3 separate regions of the Homo sapiens genome follow, and all the other regions are linked to region 3. Evidence: chromatin loops called from intact Hi-C (ENCODE). Cell type or tissue: Caco-2. All regions are shown on one strand. Links, peaks and the distances in the headings refer to the core of each region. The heading gives the core; the rest is flanking DNA. Region 1 has its middle 3.8 kb from the start of HECW1. Region 2 overlaps HECW1 (HECT, C2 and WW domain containing E3 ubiquitin protein ligase 1). Region 3 overlaps HECW1 (HECT, C2 and WW domain containing E3 ubiquitin protein ligase 1).

Evidence for each region. Hi-C counts contacts between places; a loop is a spot of excess contacts. Peaks named below come from ENCODE experiments on the same cell type or tissue, not always from the same donor. Only the 100,000 strongest peaks of a DNase experiment are listed, where the experiment ranks them.
Region 1: a loop joins it to region 3, with 6 times the contacts of the local background. A loop is called at or near these places in 9 of 110 quality-filtered maps.
Region 2: it touches region 3 in a loop (2.4-fold over the local background); 3 of 110 quality-filtered maps call a loop at or near these places.

What each region holds. Positions count from the first base shown.
Region 1 is chr7:43,105,978-43,111,653 of GRCh38, forward strand. No RefSeq gene overlaps it. Among named protein-coding and RNA genes, the nearest start is that of HECW1, 3.8 kb to the right of the region's middle. RefSeq lists an enhancer at 1,910-2,424. In Caco-2, for the core only: a CTCF peak has its summit at 2,609; a DNase peak (open chromatin) is centred at 2,594.
Region 2 is chr7:43,452,221-43,457,896 of GRCh38, forward strand. It overlaps HECW1 (HECT, C2 and WW domain containing E3 ubiquitin protein ligase 1), which reads left to right. Exons shown (of 30, transcript NM_015052.5): 13 at 4,077-4,227. Among named protein-coding and RNA genes, the nearest start is that of LUARIS, 67 kb to the right of the region's middle. In Caco-2, for the core only: a CTCF peak has its summit at 2,967; no DNase peak of the experiment used is centred there.
Region 3 is chr7:43,258,534-43,264,209 of GRCh38, forward strand. The region is part of intron 3 of HECW1 (HECT, C2 and WW domain containing E3 ubiquitin protein ligase 1); the gene reads left to right. Among named protein-coding and RNA genes, the nearest start is that of MIR3943, 110 kb to the left of the region's middle. In Caco-2, for the core only: a CTCF peak has its summit at 2,918 (motif pointing left); a DNase peak (open chromatin) is centred at 2,928.

The DNA.
Region 1 (5,676 bases), core at 1,485-3,984, 150 kb before region 3:
CTTCAGATATGTTGGAATGATTTACTTTCCTACCAGGAGAAATACAAGTCCTAAAATGAGGAAAAAGGTATCTCAATTTAATTTGCACTTAATTGGGTCATAGGGCTATTTAAGAATTTTTCATGCATTCATTGCAAATTTTAAATCATCCATCAAAGTTTTTTAGTAACTTTTGCCCACTTTACTTTTGTGTAATTTGGTTTAAAAATTTTTTGAGTAAAACTTAAAAAAATTTGCAATATCTCACTTTCCTCAAAACACTTTTAAACTTAGTCATATACATTACAGCCTGTTGAAATCTCCAAATGGACTTGAAAAGAACATTACTGATGGAATGAGCTAAGGAATACTGAAGGCTACCACGTATTAATCACAACGTTATAAACTTTACATTTGTTATCTCACTTGACTCTCAACAATTTTTTTTTTTTTTTTGAGATGGAGTCTTGTTCTGTCGCCCAGGCCGGAGTGCAGTGGCACGATCTCAGCTCACTGCAAGTTCTGCCTCCTGGGTTCACGCTATTCTCCTGCCTCAGCCTCCCCAGTAGCTGGGACTACAGGCGCCTGCCACCATGCCCAGCTAATTTTTTGTATTTTTTAGTAGAGACGGGGTTTCACCGTGTTAGCCAGGATGGTCTTGATCTCCTGACCTCGTGATCTGCCCGCCTCAGCCTCCCAAAGTGCTGGGATTACAGGTGTGAGCCACTGCGCCCAGCCAACAATTTTTAAGGTAAAAATATTCATAAGTAGTTTTATAGATGAGGAAATTGAATTTAAATAAATTGCAGAAGAGTACAAAGAAGTAAATAATTGATCGAAGTTTCAAACCCAGGTGATTTGCCTTGTGTCTGTACTCTTATTATCACCCTCTATTGCTGTTCCTAAATGAAGGCTTCACCTTTCTAAAGGCATTTGTTTCTAATTTCTTTCTTTTTTTTGGTCTGGCTGTGTTTTAATGCCTAAACACACTTTGATTAGGTTAGTGAGAAACTTTCTGGCATATGATAAATTGTTGATAAGCATTCATAGTTCATACTTGTGTGTCACTTTTCTTAGTCTCGTGCTTTTTAATAAGTATTTTGATGGAAAGGTGGGTGAGGGCAAATTAGCCAGCTGCCATCCTCATCTGACACTTGTTATCAACATCTCTCTCTTTTTTGAATTTTTAATTTTAATTTTTGATCAACATATATTAATAATCTAAAAGTATTACAAATAATAATTTGTAAAATTTATACACTGTATATTTTGCTTCACAATATGTTTTTCATTTATTTATGTTTAATTAAAAAAAAATAGAGACAAGGTCTCATGATGTTGCCCAGGCTGGACTTGAACTCCTGGGCTCAAGTGATCCTTCTACCTCAGCCTCTCAAGTAGCTAGAACTACAGGTACATGCCACCACACATGGCTTTTGCTATATATTTAAATGACAAATCTCGTTGTTTCCGTTCCTGGCTTTAAAAATCTTTAGGGTTCTCCATTACTTGCCAAATGAATTCTAACAGCTGGAGCAGGGCATGTTTGGCCTATCACGTATGTCTCAAACCTTTGCTTCCAGTCTTCTCTCTGACACCACTCTCTTTGCTCCAGTCAAATTGAACTCTTCACCAAGTACATTCCCAAGTACATTCTGTTCTTTCTGTCTTCTGCTTTTTCATGTATGCTTTTCTTTCTTCTTCGGATGTCTTTTGGTCACCCAACAAACTTCTGTTCTTCATTCAAAGCTCTATTAATAGAGGCGTTTCTAGCCTCCCTAGCCATATTAGAGTGGTTGCTCCTCTCACACTGATAACATGTCCCTCTCTCAGCACCTGTATCATATTGTACTTACATGTTTAACTTGACCACAAGTTTAGTGTGATTGATATTTACACTGCCTATCATAAAGTAAAAGCTCATTAATAAATTTTTTAATTAATAAAATAAAAAATACGTGCAATAAATAGAAAGCATAGCTGGTGAAAGAAGGTAGAAAAAAGAAACAACAGGCATACAGATTGGAAAGCAAGAATAAAACATCCTCTATTCACAGACAACATAATTATCTACATTGAAAATTCCAAGAAATCTATACAAAAGCTACTAGAATGAATAAATGAGTTCAGCAAGGTCACAGGATACGTAAAAAATACACACACACACACACACACACACTAATTATTTTTTTTCTATTCTACCAGTGAATGAGTTTTTATGTTTTTTTATTTTCCATATTTTGTGGTGCCTTGACATCTTAGGGACTTTGCAGGCTTGGAAGAAACTGCCCCTCCCAGGGCTAGCTAATTCCTAGAGATGGCAAACAACTTGTCTGAGAGCCCACCATTCATATGTAAACCAACCAATCCAGAGTCCATGCCCACAACCACCTCCTTTGTCCAACTCACATAGCAAACCAATTTCCCTTGCCCTAAGTCTCCCCAGGGACAAGTACAGGACAACTAGAGACTACCTCTGTAGCCCACAGCCACTGAAATTATTGGAACTATCAAATCCTAGACTTGCTCAAACTGGCCTGCCCTGCCTGGCCATTCCGTACCACAGCATACAAAATAGAGGCTCTGAGCCATGCTCTCCCAGGCTTCTGCCTCCTGATTGACCCAGGAGCTCCCCCTGTGGCCCTGCGCGGTATGCCATGCCTCCTGTTTCTAGGGTTCTGTGAGTATAAACTTCTCCCTTCATGAGAAGCATTTCCATGTCTGTATGTCTGCATGTGCATACTTAATTAAAACAAATCCCAGGTACACTTTAATACAAAGTGAAATTCAAAATTAAAATCAATACCTTTTACAATAGTACCAAAAAAATGAAACTCTTAGAATCTACATGGAAACTCTTAGAATCTGTGTAGAATTTGCATACTGAAAACTTCAACTACTGATGAAATAAATCAAAGGAAACCTAAACAAATGCAGAGAAATGCTAAGTTTGTGGGTTGAAAGGTATTCAGAAATTGGAAGATTGTTAAAATGTCAGTTCTTCTGATATTCATCTATAAATTTAACACAACTGCAATCAAAATCCCAGTGGGAATTTTTTTGTAGATATTGACAACCATTTCTAAATTCATATAAAAAGGCAAAGAAATGAAAATAGCCAAAATAATGTTTAAAAAGGACAGAATTGGAGGGTTCACACTACCTGATTTTAAGGCAGTATACATCTACAAAATAGTGTACTATTTGTAAAACAATAGAAAGACAGATCAGAGGCACAAAACAGAGAATATAGAAAGAGACCCCTACAAATCTAACCAAGCGATTATTGAAAAGTTGCGAAAGCGATTCAATCAAGAAAGGATCTTTTCAATAAGTGGTGCTAGAAGAATTGGACATCCCATGTGCAAAAACAAGCCAACAAATAAAAAAGTCACCATCCATAGCTCACACCTAAAAAATAATAAGAATTCAAAATGAACCAAATACTTAAGTGTAAAATGTAAAATCTTGAAACTTATCAGCAAAACACAACTCTTTGTAACCTTGGTTAGTCAAAAGAGTTCTTAGATATACCAAAAGCATGATCTCTGAAAGAAAAAGTTGATACATTGAACTCCATCAACTTTAAAGACATTTACTCTGTGACAGAAACTACTAAGAGAATGAAAAGACAAGCCACACATGGGGAGGAAATATTCAGAAAACTTATCTGACAAAGACATTGTATCTAGAATACAGAAAGAACTCTCAAAAATGAACAATATAAAAGCAAACAACCCACTTAAAAATGAGCAAAAATTTTGAGCACTTTACTACAAATGATAGACGGATGGAAGAGAAGCACAAAAGTAGATGCTCACCATCATTAGTCATTAGGAAAGTCCAAATGACAATCTTGTATTATTGGCTACAATTTGCTCCTGTGCAGAGACTATGTGAGATAGCTTCAACAGCTCGGTCTTTTTCCTCCCCTAGTTATAGTGCGTTCACTTCCGACATTATGTTGAAGGCCTATCCCCAAAGATAAAGCCCCGGATTGGTTCAAGTTATCGTTTTCTCAGCATTGTAGGGACCATTTGTGAATGGTGCTCTGTTTGCTAATCTTTATCTGCATGTGGCCTGAGATGAGCAGGTGAGCAGGCATGTCACCCCCTCCCTGGGTCCTCCTGGGCCTCGAGTTACAAAAGGTGGAAGATTCGGTTGCATGGGCATTATGATAATACAGGTGTTTGTATATGCATCTCAAAACCTTCAACATTCACTTTACGCCATTATATAAGGTTAGTATTAGGAGGGACGCACTGGGACTGTGACTTATTATTTATAACAGTATTTTGAGTACATTAGAAACTTAATAAATATGACTACTAGGATGGCTTTAAGATTCATGCCATGTCTTTTCCTTTCTCCACCAAATACTCTTCTCTTTAAGGTTAGGGCAGCTGACATCTGTAAACTCCAGATTCAAGGTCTTCTGCTTGAAACAAGACTTAAGGAAATTACAGAACTAACATAGCCTTTTTGCTTTCTTCTGTAAAATAGGATCATGCTACCCAGACTACAGGGGGACTGTTAGGAATAACAAACAAAACAGGCCAGGCATGGTGGTTCACGTCTGTAATCCTAGCACTTTGGGGGGCTGAGGCAGGAGGATTGCTTGAGCTCAGGAGTTCAAGACCAGCCTGGGCAACTTGGCAAAACCCCATCTCCACTAAAAATACAAAAAACAAATTAGCCAGGCATGGTGGCACACACCTGTACTCCCAGGTACTCGGGAGGCTGAGGGGGGAGAGTTGCTTGAGCCTGGGAGGCGGAGGTTGCAGTGAATGGAGATTGCACCACTATACTCCACCCTGGGCATTGGAGTGAGACCCCTCACAAAAAATAAAAATAATAAAAATAAAAGGGGACAATACACAGGAGTCTGTATATGCTGCCATTGCACCTGACATGTAGAAGCTGCTCTACAAGGCTTCTTTATCTACTCAGGATGTGAAACTTTGTGTACTGCTATTTTAATATCTTTTGTCTTCAGTATAAAAAAAGCAACTCCTCAGGGGAGGATAAAGCACACCACAAGGATTGCTACATCAATAACCTCTATGAGAGATGTGGACTTGTCAAGTCATCTCCATGATGGATAGAACAGAGAGCAAACATCTCTGAGCCAAGTTGATGCTGATTCACTGAAAATAATGAGGTGAACATCCTGGCAATTAGTTGAGGTAAAAAAATTATCCTTTATTGTGGTTTGGTGACATTGTGCTAATTTAGAAACCATGGATGCTGGTTTATGTGAAAGTTTTTGTTTTCTTTCAAGTCTCTGGTTGGAAACATCACATGGTTGGTTGCTGTTGCTGTTTACTGCCACAGCCTGTTCAAGTCTATTCTCGGAGAGTTTTCTTCATATAGGAGTTGGTACTAATCCAAGTGTAAAATCCGGAGAAATGTGTGCACAGCTTTCTGTGTGGATTCTTAGCTAAGGTTTGAAAATGGTCTGCTTTGAGCTCATCTGACCAGAAGATCTGACTGCTGTCAGGCAAAGAAAAGGGTCTGTCAGGAAAGGACTGGGCACCCCAAGTGGAATACGGAAAGAGAAGGGCTGTGCCTCCTTGCAGAAAAGAGCACAGCTGGTGAAGCTGCCTTCACATCGTCCAAAGTTTCCAGTTCTGGAAAGTTCCAGTTGTAAGAGTGAAATCAATGCCAAGAGGCAGGTCAGTGGAATGAGAGGCACTG
Region 2 (5,676 bases), core at 1,468-3,967, 190 kb after region 3:
TGAAAAATATGTATAACATGTTATCTCCAGGAAAGGGATGCTTTCCCCACAACAAATAACCTTTCAATGCATGAATCTACTTCGAATCTGTGCAGTACAGATGACTAGTTATACATGCAAATATTATAAATGATTGTACATAAATCCGTTGTAAAATAATTGCTTTATATAAGCCACTTTCAATAATGAGAACAAATTTCTCCAGACAGCTTTCAGTTTTCTATCCATATAACAGTGAAAGACCTTAGAAAAATTGGTAATGAATCCTACCAACTGAATATTGTTAAATAATCTCAAATAGTACAAGAATTACCTTATTGCTGATATTCATTCATTCAACAAATATTTATTGAATGTTTGCCCTGTGCTAGGTACTATTGTGGGTAAGCAAAACAAAGATTCCTGCCCTCATGGAGCTTACAGTCTAGTCTGGAAGACAGATTAGCAAACAATAAAATAATTAAACAGGGACTGGCCTAGCATAGGAGATGCTATGGAAAAGCAAAAATAGACCAGGGTGAGGGATCTCTGAGTTCGTGTGGGGGTGGCTGGTTTGCAGTTTTAAAACAAGTGGTGAGAATAGGCTTCATTGAGAAGACAACACCTGAGGGTTAGGAGAGTTATCCCTGCAAGTGTTGGGCAGGAAGAGCTTTGCAGGCACAGGGAATGGCCACTGCCAGTCGGGAGTTGGAAACACCCTGCTGGGTTTAAGGAACAGGAGACCAGTGCATCTGGAGCAAACTGAGGAAGGGAGAAGGCAGCAGGTGATGTGGTTAGCGAACTAGCAAGGCCCAGATCATGCAGGGCCTTGTAAACCATTTAAGGGCTTTGTAAATCACTTAAGGGCTTTTACTCTGAACGAAAGGAGGACATTGTAGAGTTTTCAGCAGAGAAGTGACATTGTCTGCCTCAGGTTTTGAAAAGTTTGCCCAAGTTGCTGTGTAGGGAATAAATTGGGAAGAGGAAGGATAGAAGCATGAGATTCAACATAAGATTATGTCTTTATGCAGGAACCCAGGTGACAAACAATAGTAGCTTGGGCCAGGGTGGGAGCAGTGGAGGTGGTGAGGAGTGGTCTGATTCTGGACATATATTTTAAAGGTAGATTTGATGACAGATTGGATATGGATGTGAGAGAAAGATAGGTATCAAAAATGACCTAAGAGTTTCAACCTACAAAGATGGAGTTGTCTTCAACTGAGTTGGGTAGGAAAGACTGCAGGCAGAGCAGGTTTTGATGGGAAGGATCCAACACTTGGTTTCGATCATCCTGTGTTTGAGATGTCATCCAGGTAGTAATGTCAAGAAGGAAATTGAATGTGTGACTCTGAAGTTCAAGAGAAAGGTCTAGACTATGCAATAGTATTACATTTGTTAAAATTGTTCAAAATACACAGTTGTATAGGTTTTTGTTAATATAATAACTAAATATGATACATTATCAGGTTCTATATTGTTCTTGGACTTTGTGGAGAACATATAATTTAGTGTGCAATAGATCCTTTGGTCACAAATGAATTGACCTGACCTGCACTGCTATAACTTGCCCCAGAATCGTGAAGGTACTGTTTTCAGGTGGCTCTTTAGACAAACCCATGGCATCACAGTGCTGAGCCCTTCAAGTCATGCTGATGCCTGAAGTTCCATTTCAAATTTATTTCCTTTGGTTATAAAATATGTGAAAGTAAATTCTTTACAAAGCAACCCAGAAAACATGTTCATAATTTCTGATTACACTTAGCTATTATTTTCTGAATACATATGAGTATATAATTAGCACAATACATTCCAGGTATTTAATGTATTGACAAAAGAGCCCAGCTGTTTGGCTTACTACACTTTTCCATGAGGAATTGAAACATGTGATGATAAATTATCATTATTGCAGCTTCATTTTCTAGCTTTTTCCCTTAATTTATAAAAGCCAACCTTTGTCTGCGAAGGACCCCTTTCTTTACTGTAGGTTCCTGGAGGGCAGGGTCATGTGTCACTCATCTCTGTGTCCTCAGGACCTGGCACAGTCTCTAGTTCAGAGTGAGTGCTACACAGTTTGTTCAGTCAAATTAAATTCCACAATGCTCTTCAAAGACTAATGCTCATTTTTTGTTGGATGACAGTCATGTTGGATTCAAGAAAAATAGTTGTCCTACTGCTTTTACTAATATTAGTTTGGGATCCATTAAAATTTTTAAGTTTCTAGATCAAGATTAATTACCTAGTAATCATATGTATATACAATTTCATCCATGAGCTAATTACCATTTACACTTAACACTTGACAGCTGGATTATCATTAGATAATCATTAGATCTATTTTAATCAAAATCTCCTAGGACATATTTATACAATCTGCCTACATTTTTCCTTCAATTTGTCTCATAAGTTAAGTTTGGTGTTTGGGGATACTTTGGTTTTTACTGGGCATTATTTGACAATCCATCAGGTCAAGCATAAGCCATCATGCCACAAACAGATATACTATGTACATATAAAACCATAAATATGCCAAATATATTTTTTCCCTTAAAAAAATGAGAGTTGCTATGTCATTACCTGAATGATAAGTTTTCAATGAAACTGTTAGTATCTGACCTACTCCCGAAAGCTATGGCTTTTCTCACTGAAAAGGCTGGATGGTTTTCCTCCTTTTGCAGTCACTTTTGCTTTTCCTTCTTCTTCTTTAGTCTTGTGCATTTTCAGCATAACTTTATCACACTGCTGCTGTTTCCACAATGTGATATGTGGACTCTAAAAGCTTTGCCCATCTCTGTACAGCAGGCATTGCTCTTCTATGTTTCGCTCAGACGTGAACACATTGCTTCCAGCTCTTTTCCACCCACCTCACCCCAGCTCAGCCCCTGCCTGTATTATGTAGTGAATCATCCATGCTTCCACCTTTTTGTTTTCTTTTTTTTTGTTTTCTTTTGTTTTTAATTTGGGAAGCAAGGGAACTTTTCTTTATCTCGGGCTCCCTCTACAGTTTGTGATGGTTATTTATCAACAAAAGGGTACTTCCTAGTTACTGGTTTCGTTTGGTGGCCAGAGATATTTGACAGCTGCGTGTTGAATATACACTGTTAATTAACAACTTATCAAAACGCTGTTTTGAAACCCTAACAATCATTTCCTTCCATTCACCCACTCAAAAGGAAAGGCAATCTATTAAGTTTACTAAGTATAAGACAGAGGTCATCTAAATTCGCACATCCAAGATTTTAGAACAGTAGTTAAAACTGGCTTTAATCTGAGGGCCATTCTTCTCTCCACTGAACCTAATCGCCCTCTGTTAGACTTAGCAAAGAAAGCATTCTCCAGCATCACAGTGTCAGCTCGCACTGGAGGATACCCCAATCTTCCACAGCTGTCGTTTGAGTAGCCAACAAGAGTGACAGTGGTGATGGACATTTCTAAAGAAATAAATTCATTAAACAGTAGATTTTCTCTTTATAAATTATTAGAATTTTTGTATTCGTCACACCATCACACCATCACGGGTGTGATGACCCGTGCCTGTAATCTCAGCACTTTGGAAGGCTGAGGTGGGAAGATCACCTGAGGTCAGGAGTTTGAGACCAGCCTGCCAACCATGGCCAACATGGTGAAACCCTGTCTCTACTAAAAAATACCAAAATTAGCCGGACCTGGTGGCAGGCACCTGTAATCCCAGCTACTTGGAAGGCTGAGTCAGGAGAATTGCTCGAACCCAGGAGGTGGAGGTTGCAGTGAGCCAAGATCGCACCACTGCACTCCAGCCTGGGTGACAGAGCAAGACTCTGTCTCAAAAAGAAAAAAAAAAAGAAAGTATTAGAATTTTAACATAGGTGTTGATCAAGGAACCACAATTACTGTTTAATATGGCCCAGCAGAGAGTCTAAGTTCATTAAATTGTTTTCTGAGCTCCCGAGTTCATGCCAGTGCCCCAGAAGTCGTGGTGGCAGGTGCTGTGGGCAGGGTCTGGCCTGCAGCCATGAACCAATGGTGAGTTCTACCTGCAGAAGACTTGGAAGTTGTATGTGTTTCACGTGGGTCAGTAGTTTGTCCTTGATTTTTCTTTTTGCCTTTTTATTAAACACTAGACTGGGAAGCTCGAATTGACAGCCACGGGCGGGTCTTTTATGTGGACCACGTGAACCGCACAACCACCTGGCAGCGTCCGACGGCAGCAGCCACCCCGGATGGCATGCGGAGATCGGGGTCCATCCAGCAGATGGAGCAACTCAACAGGCGGTTGGTGATCAGTATGCAATGAGCTCCCCTAAACCACAGTGAAAGGAGAATGGCAGCTAGAGACGCTCCCCTTACACTTTTCTGCTCAGACTGTATGAGGAGACTGGAAAGTAATTAAGTATCTTAAGAAACCTGTTCCTAGTAGGTATTTGGAAAGCTAGATTTAGAATTTGGAGGCGAGAGACAAGTTAAGCTTGAGTGTCATTTAAGGATGGGAAATCGTCTAAACTTCTTAATAGCCTAGGCACAAAAATAGGAGTTTTTAACCAAGGGCCAGTGTATGCCCCTCTCCTGCGATGTTCACCAAGGATGTCAGTGTTCCTTGAACTTTCCAGGCACTGTACCCAAATTATACATAGATACACATTTTTCTGGCAGACTGGTCCACACCCATCATACAGTTCTCAAAAGGATAGAGACCTCAGTTAAACACATTCCAAGGATAGGTTCCATAAGAAAACTAAAAGCTGCTTGGAGAATAAACTGTCTCATAAATCACTGTATGCATTCCTACCCTGATTCCATAATTGATATATGCCCATCAATAATAATTCTTGAAAAGCCTGCATCTTAGAAAAAGAAATGTTTACAAGCATTTTTTGAGAATTATTTTGTTGAAAAACTAGGCCCTCTCTATTGAAATTGTAAAGATGTCATTTTGTTTTTAACCTGCAAACAAAGCCTTAAACAGTATCAGGCTTAAACAGTGGTCCATTCATGTCAGAGATGATGCAGTAAGCTAGTATAAAGCATTGTCTCTGACATCTTGCTCTTTAAGACTGGAGTGGCAGCTTCAGGATACTTTTAATTACCAGGAATGCAAACTGAGGCTTCCTTCAGTTGAAATTGCACCCACATGCTGTCTTGCTTTCATGTCAAGTATGAAAAGTATGAAGGTGAAGGAAAAGTTGAGAAAGACGAAAAAGAATGAAGAACTGGGTTTGTGGAACACACCTACTGATAGCAAATGCCTTTGAGACTTAACTGTTATCTGCCAGAAAGAAAAGGAGGAGAAACAATTTAGTCCTATTAAAAACACATGGGGCCGGGTGCAGTGGCTCACGCCTGTAATCCCAGCACTTTGGGAGGCTGAGGCGGGTGGATCATTTGAAGTCAGGAGTTCGAGACCAGCCTGGCCAACATGGTAAAACTCTGTCTCTACTAAGAATGCAAAAAAATTAGCCAAGCGTGGTGGCAGGCACCTGTAATCTCAGCTACTCAGGAGGCTGAGGCAGGAGAATCGCTTGAACCCGGGAGGCAGAGGTTGCAGTGAGCTGACATCACACCACTGCACTCCAGCCTGGGAGACAGAGTAAGACTCCATCTCAAAAAAAAAAAAACAAACAAAAAACATGGAAACAAAAAAATAAAAATGAACTTCTGTTTACTGTTGTACACAGAGGAGCATGCTTTAGGTGAAAATCACCAGAACATTTTTTCATTGCCTGA
Region 3 (5,676 bases), core at 1,967-4,466:
GGTAGATCCTGGTCAAGAATGTCTCCAAAACTGGATTAAGCCAGTGTACTTGAATGGGAATATAGACAACCAGGACAGACTTGGAATGTTTTTTAATGTATTGGCCCAGCAAAGCTAGAAATCCTCCACTTTACCTAACAGAAGATAATTAGAATTAAAAATGGCACTAACTGAAAACGTACTTGTTAAATTGCCTGTGCTTATAGAGTTGTTGTTGGCCCTGTCGTTTTTGGTTGGCAAAAAGAGACATATTTTTATTTGTTGGAGCTAACAGAGGCAAATGTCTTGAGTTGGGCAACAGTTACATTGCTGATGGTAGGGAATGGCTTCTGTAGGGTGAAAGCTTGGATAGAAAATCCCTACATCTAGCAGTGGGAAGTGCACCCCAGTTTGTTTTTTTTGTTTTGTTTTGTTTTGTTTTTGTTTTTACCAATTCAACTCTTAGTGAAATATGAATGATCTCTTTTACCTTAGCCCCCAGATATGGGAAAAAGTCAGCACTCTCAAGGAAAACAAAACAAACAATAGTATGCTTCAGTCTGCACTATTCTTCTACAAAAAATGTCCACTTTGGCCAGGAGCAGCAGCTCAACCTGTAATTCCAGCACCTTGGGAGGCAGAGGAGGGGGGATCACCTAAGGTTAGGACTTCGAGACCAGCCTGGCCGACATGGCGAAACCCTGTCTCTACTAAAAATACAAACATTAGCCAGGTGTGGTGGTGCATGCCTGTAGTCCCAGCTACTCAGGAGGCTGAGGCAGGAGAATCACTTGAACTCAGGAGGTGGAGGTTGCAGTGAGCTGAGATCGCAGTGCTGCGCTCCAGCCTGGGCAACAGAGTGAGACTCCATGTCCAAAAAAAAAAACCGTTCAATATATAATTTTTAGAGTTATAAAACATGGAAAGAAGCAAGATAATATGATAAATAAATAGAAAAAATACTATCAACAGAAGCAGGCCCACAGATGGATCAGATACTGGAACTAGCAGAGAAAGACTTTAAAACATCTACTGTAAATATATTCAAGGATGTTCAGAAAAAGATGGCCAGAATGAATAAATAGTTGGGGGATTACAACAGAGAAATGGGAGCCATAAAAAAGAAACAAATGAAATTCTAGAGTAAAAATAAACATCTGATGTAAATAATGGATTGAATAGGCTTAACAGCAGAACAGAAACTGAAAGAAAAGATTAGTGAACTTAAAGAATGGTTAATAGAAATTATTCAAACTAAAGCACAGGGAAAAAAAATATTTAAAAACACTTTACCCATCATCAATCAGTGACCTATTAAATGGCCTAAAATGTGAGTAGTTGCAATCCTAGAATAATGAGAGAGAGAATGGGCCAGAAAACATATTTAAAGAAATAACAGCTGAAATATATGGGATACAATGAGAAAATATCAATCTATAGATTCAAGAATCTCAGTGAATTCTAAGTAGTAGAGACACAAATAAAACCACACCCAGGCACATCATAGTCAAACTTCTGAAAACCAAAGATAAAGAAAATATAAAAGCAACCACAGGAAAAAATGATATGTTGCATATAGAGGAATAATGACAAAAAATTATGGCTGACTTCTTATCAGAACAATGAATGCCTAAAGGCAATGGAAAGGCATCCCCAGTTGAGAAAGAATTTGTGGAGGATGTATACACCATGCTCTGAGGACAGATAATAGAGGGTACAATCTGGTTAAGGGATCAAGACAGGCTTTCTGAAGAAAGAACTATCTGAACTAAGATCAGAAGCGTGAGATGTTAAGTAGGCACTGAGAAGGGAAGATGTTCCTGGTATATGCAAAGCCCCCATTGCAAAAGAAAACACTTCACGTGGAAAGACCGAAAAGTGGCAAGATAGGTGCAACACAGGGAGCAAGGAAAAGAGATGAGCCACACTAGCCATTATAGGACACAATATGGATTATTGTTTTCATTCTAAGAAAAATAAGATTTTCAAGTGTTTTAAGCTGTGCAGATCACTTCTGCTGTCATGAAGCAGCAAATTTGTGTTTGAAAAATTCTGGATAAAGTAGAGAGGCACCAGAGTAGCTGAGGAGATACCAGGAGGCCATAGGAGTGGCTCAGGTGAGAAATGATGGTGGCTTGGACTAGTTGATGGTATCTGTGAAGATGGAGAGAGGTGGACAGATGTAAGGTTGATTTAGTGATTTAGTAGATAGAAGTCATAGGACTTAGTCATTGCTTGGATGTGGGAGATGAGGGACACAGGGGTATCAAGACTGACTTGTAGGTTTCATCTAGTTGGGTGGATGAAGGTGCCATTTACTGATGAAGGAAACTGTGAAAAGGAGCAAGAATTATTTATTTTTATTCAACAAGCATTCACATAGTGCCTATTGTGTGCCAAGCACTATTCTAAGAAAGTTTGCAAACATTAACCTCTTTTACAAGAGTGAGAGGTTGGTACAATTTTTGCCCCAGTTTTACAGATGAGGAAATTAAGAAATTAATTAACTTGCCCAAAGCATTAATTGGTAAATGCTGAAGTAGGATTGGAACCCAGACAGTGTGGCTCCAGGGAACAAGTTCTTGGGCTCTGCACTAGGTTGCTTACAAGGAAGTATAATGAGGATGAGTCGCAGGAGACTGAGGCATTCAAGTGGCCATAGGGACCTGGAACTGATAAGAGAAGTTATGGCTAGTGATGAATATTTGAAAATTATTGGCATAGGAAAAGTAGTTTGTCTTGATGTAAAGAAATTGCCTTTTTTTCCCCTTAAACAGGAGCCTTATGTCTAGAGCTCCAGTTCTGTTGCTGTGCTGTGAGTAGCATCCCAAGCATGTTCTTTGAAGAGGGCAGAACCTTTTTCCTGAGGAGTATGACTTCCATGTCTTCCTCGTCGGATTTGTTCTCTTCTATTTGCTCTTTCTCACATGTTTGCTGCCCCCTAGTGGCCCTTGGAAGCTCTGCCCCAAGTGCAAGGCAGTTTAAACCCTTGGGGGTTAAATGCAGCTGGTGCAGAGTGACCTGGCTGCCCCTGGTACAGGACCGGGCAGCTCTGAACTCCAGGAACATGTGGCACGGACTCCACCCCAATTACATGGTACCTTCAGTTAAACACACGGGATAAGCACACCAGCAGGGGACAAACTGGAAAGCGTTTTGTTCTGTGACAGTGATGTTATTTACCAAGTGGCTACTGACAAAGCGAAAATTCAGATTTCAGTGGTTGCTGAATTTTGGCCATATCAATCATATCTTTATTGTGACAGTAAGGGGCCCATCAATGAGTGCTTCTGTCTCATAACAAAAGAGTAACTGGCAGGTTTTTGCTTTGTTTTGTTTTTTATTTTTTATTTTTTATTTTTTTTAATTTTTCAGTGTTACTTATTTCTTGCTTAACCAAATTAGTCAGTAAAAAATTACAAACCTGGTCCAGTGCAGTGGTTTATGCCTGTAATCCCAGCTCTGTGTGAAGCCAAGGCAGGAGAATCACTTGAGACCAGGAGTTCAAGACCAGCCTGGACAGTATGGTGAAACCCCGTCTCTACTAAAAACACAAAAATTAGCCAAGCATGGTGGAACACACCTGTAATCCCAGCTACTTGGGAGGCTGAGGCATGAGAATTGCTTGAACCCAGGAGATGGAGGTTGCAGTGAGCTGAGATTGCGCCACTACACTCCACCCTGGGTGACAGAATGAGACACTGTCTCAAAAAATATATATATATGTATGTGTGCGTGTGTGTGTGTGTGTGTATAACCTAAAGAAATCAATAAATATTGAGGCTACAAGAAAAAAGAAAACAATGGCTATAATTCATTGAATGATATCTGTATATCAGCCACTTTATAGATTTCATCTAATTTAACATTCACAGCAGCTTACAAGGTATTGATGATATTATTTCACATATGATGAAACTGAGGCTGCAGGGATAAGTCCTGGGCTTTCCCAGGACCCTATAGCTATGGAGGCAGAGATGAGATTCAGACCCAGTCTTCATGATTTTAAAACTATGTTCTTTCCCTGGTGTTATGATGCCTTCAAATGAATCTATAATTACTTACTTAGCAGTTACCTCACAAAAACTAAGCTATGAAAAGTAGTTTTCTCCTCCAAAGAGTCTTCAATGCAGTAATGAGGTTAACATGCATTCCTAGGGGGAAACAAACTATTAAAAATAATAACTTTACCATTTAAAATGCCATTTCCTCCTTTGCTTCCTCTGAATAGCTACTATAAATAGACCGGAGATGTTCTATAAGTAAAGTATACAGCCCTGGGCCACTATCCTTGTCCATTTGCACTTCCACCTTCTCCCTACTTCCCAGTCCCCAGGCCCTCCTGCCATTCAATCACATCCTCAGACTCTTACATGACACATATATGGCTTGATCTGAGTACAAGGAGGTCGCTTCCACCCATTTATGAACAGTCACATCACATGTCTGTTGAAAACAGAAGGCTACACATTTGTATGTAATAGTTATATTTAAAAGAATTGATATCAAAATGACAAGAGTGGTTATGATGGCTAGCAGGATTTTGCATAATTTCTTCTTATCTGCATTTTCCGCAATTACTTACCTGTGCGATGAAAAGAATACAGTTCAATTTCCACATTCTAAAGAGAGAAAAATTGTTATTTTTCTCAGAGAGGAAACAGGAATTTTATTGAAGCATCTAAAAGCTTCAAAACTTCAAAGATTTTTGCCTCTTAAGGACATAGAGATGGGGGTTTTCATTAACTTATTAAACACAAAAGAATTAAAGAAAATTACAAATATTCCTGTCAGCATAGCACTGCAGAACAAGCCATGGAATTGCTAAAATAATCTGAGCTCTGTTTGTTGTTGTTGTTGTTGTTTGAGATGGAGTCTCACTCTGTCACTCAGGCTGGAGTGCAATGGTGCCATCTTGGCTCACTACAACCTCCGCCTCCCAGTTTCAAGCAATTCTCATGCCTCAGCCTCCCGAGTAGCTGGGACTACAGGCGTGTGCCACTATGGCCGGCTAATTTTTATATTTTCAGTAGAGACAGGGTTTCACCATATTGGCCAGGCTGGTCTTGAACTCCTGACCTTGTGATCCGCCCGCCTCAGCCTCCCAAAGTGCTGGGATTACAGGCATAAGCCACTGCTCCTGGCCCTGAGCTCTGTTAATAGGAAGGAAAACATAAGGAGAAATACTAGGAAACAGAGAAGAAGGGAGGGAGGAAGGTGGGAAGGAGACAAAAGGAAGGGAGGGAGGGAGAGAGAGGGGACCAAAGAAAGAGAAAGAAGAAGAGGCTGCAGGATTTGTTGTATTCTTTCTAGCATTATTATTGTTTTTATTTAAGTTCATGTTTCTCCACTCCTTACCTCTTAATTTTATTATTTACCATTCACAAATCACAAAGTAATGATAAAAATGCACAAATCTCTAATTTTTAAAAATTTTACTTGACAAATAATAACTGTGGGATTATCCCAACAAATATATATTTGCGGGATGAAATGTTATGTTTTTATATACGTTTATATTGTGGAATGATTCAGACAAGCTAATTAATATATCCATCCTTACATAGTTATTTTTTGTGGTGAGAACATTTAAAATCTACTGTTTTTGCAGTTTTGAAATATGCAACACCTTATTATTAACTACAGTCACCATACTTCGCAATAGATCTCTAAAACTTATTCTAACTGACGGAAACA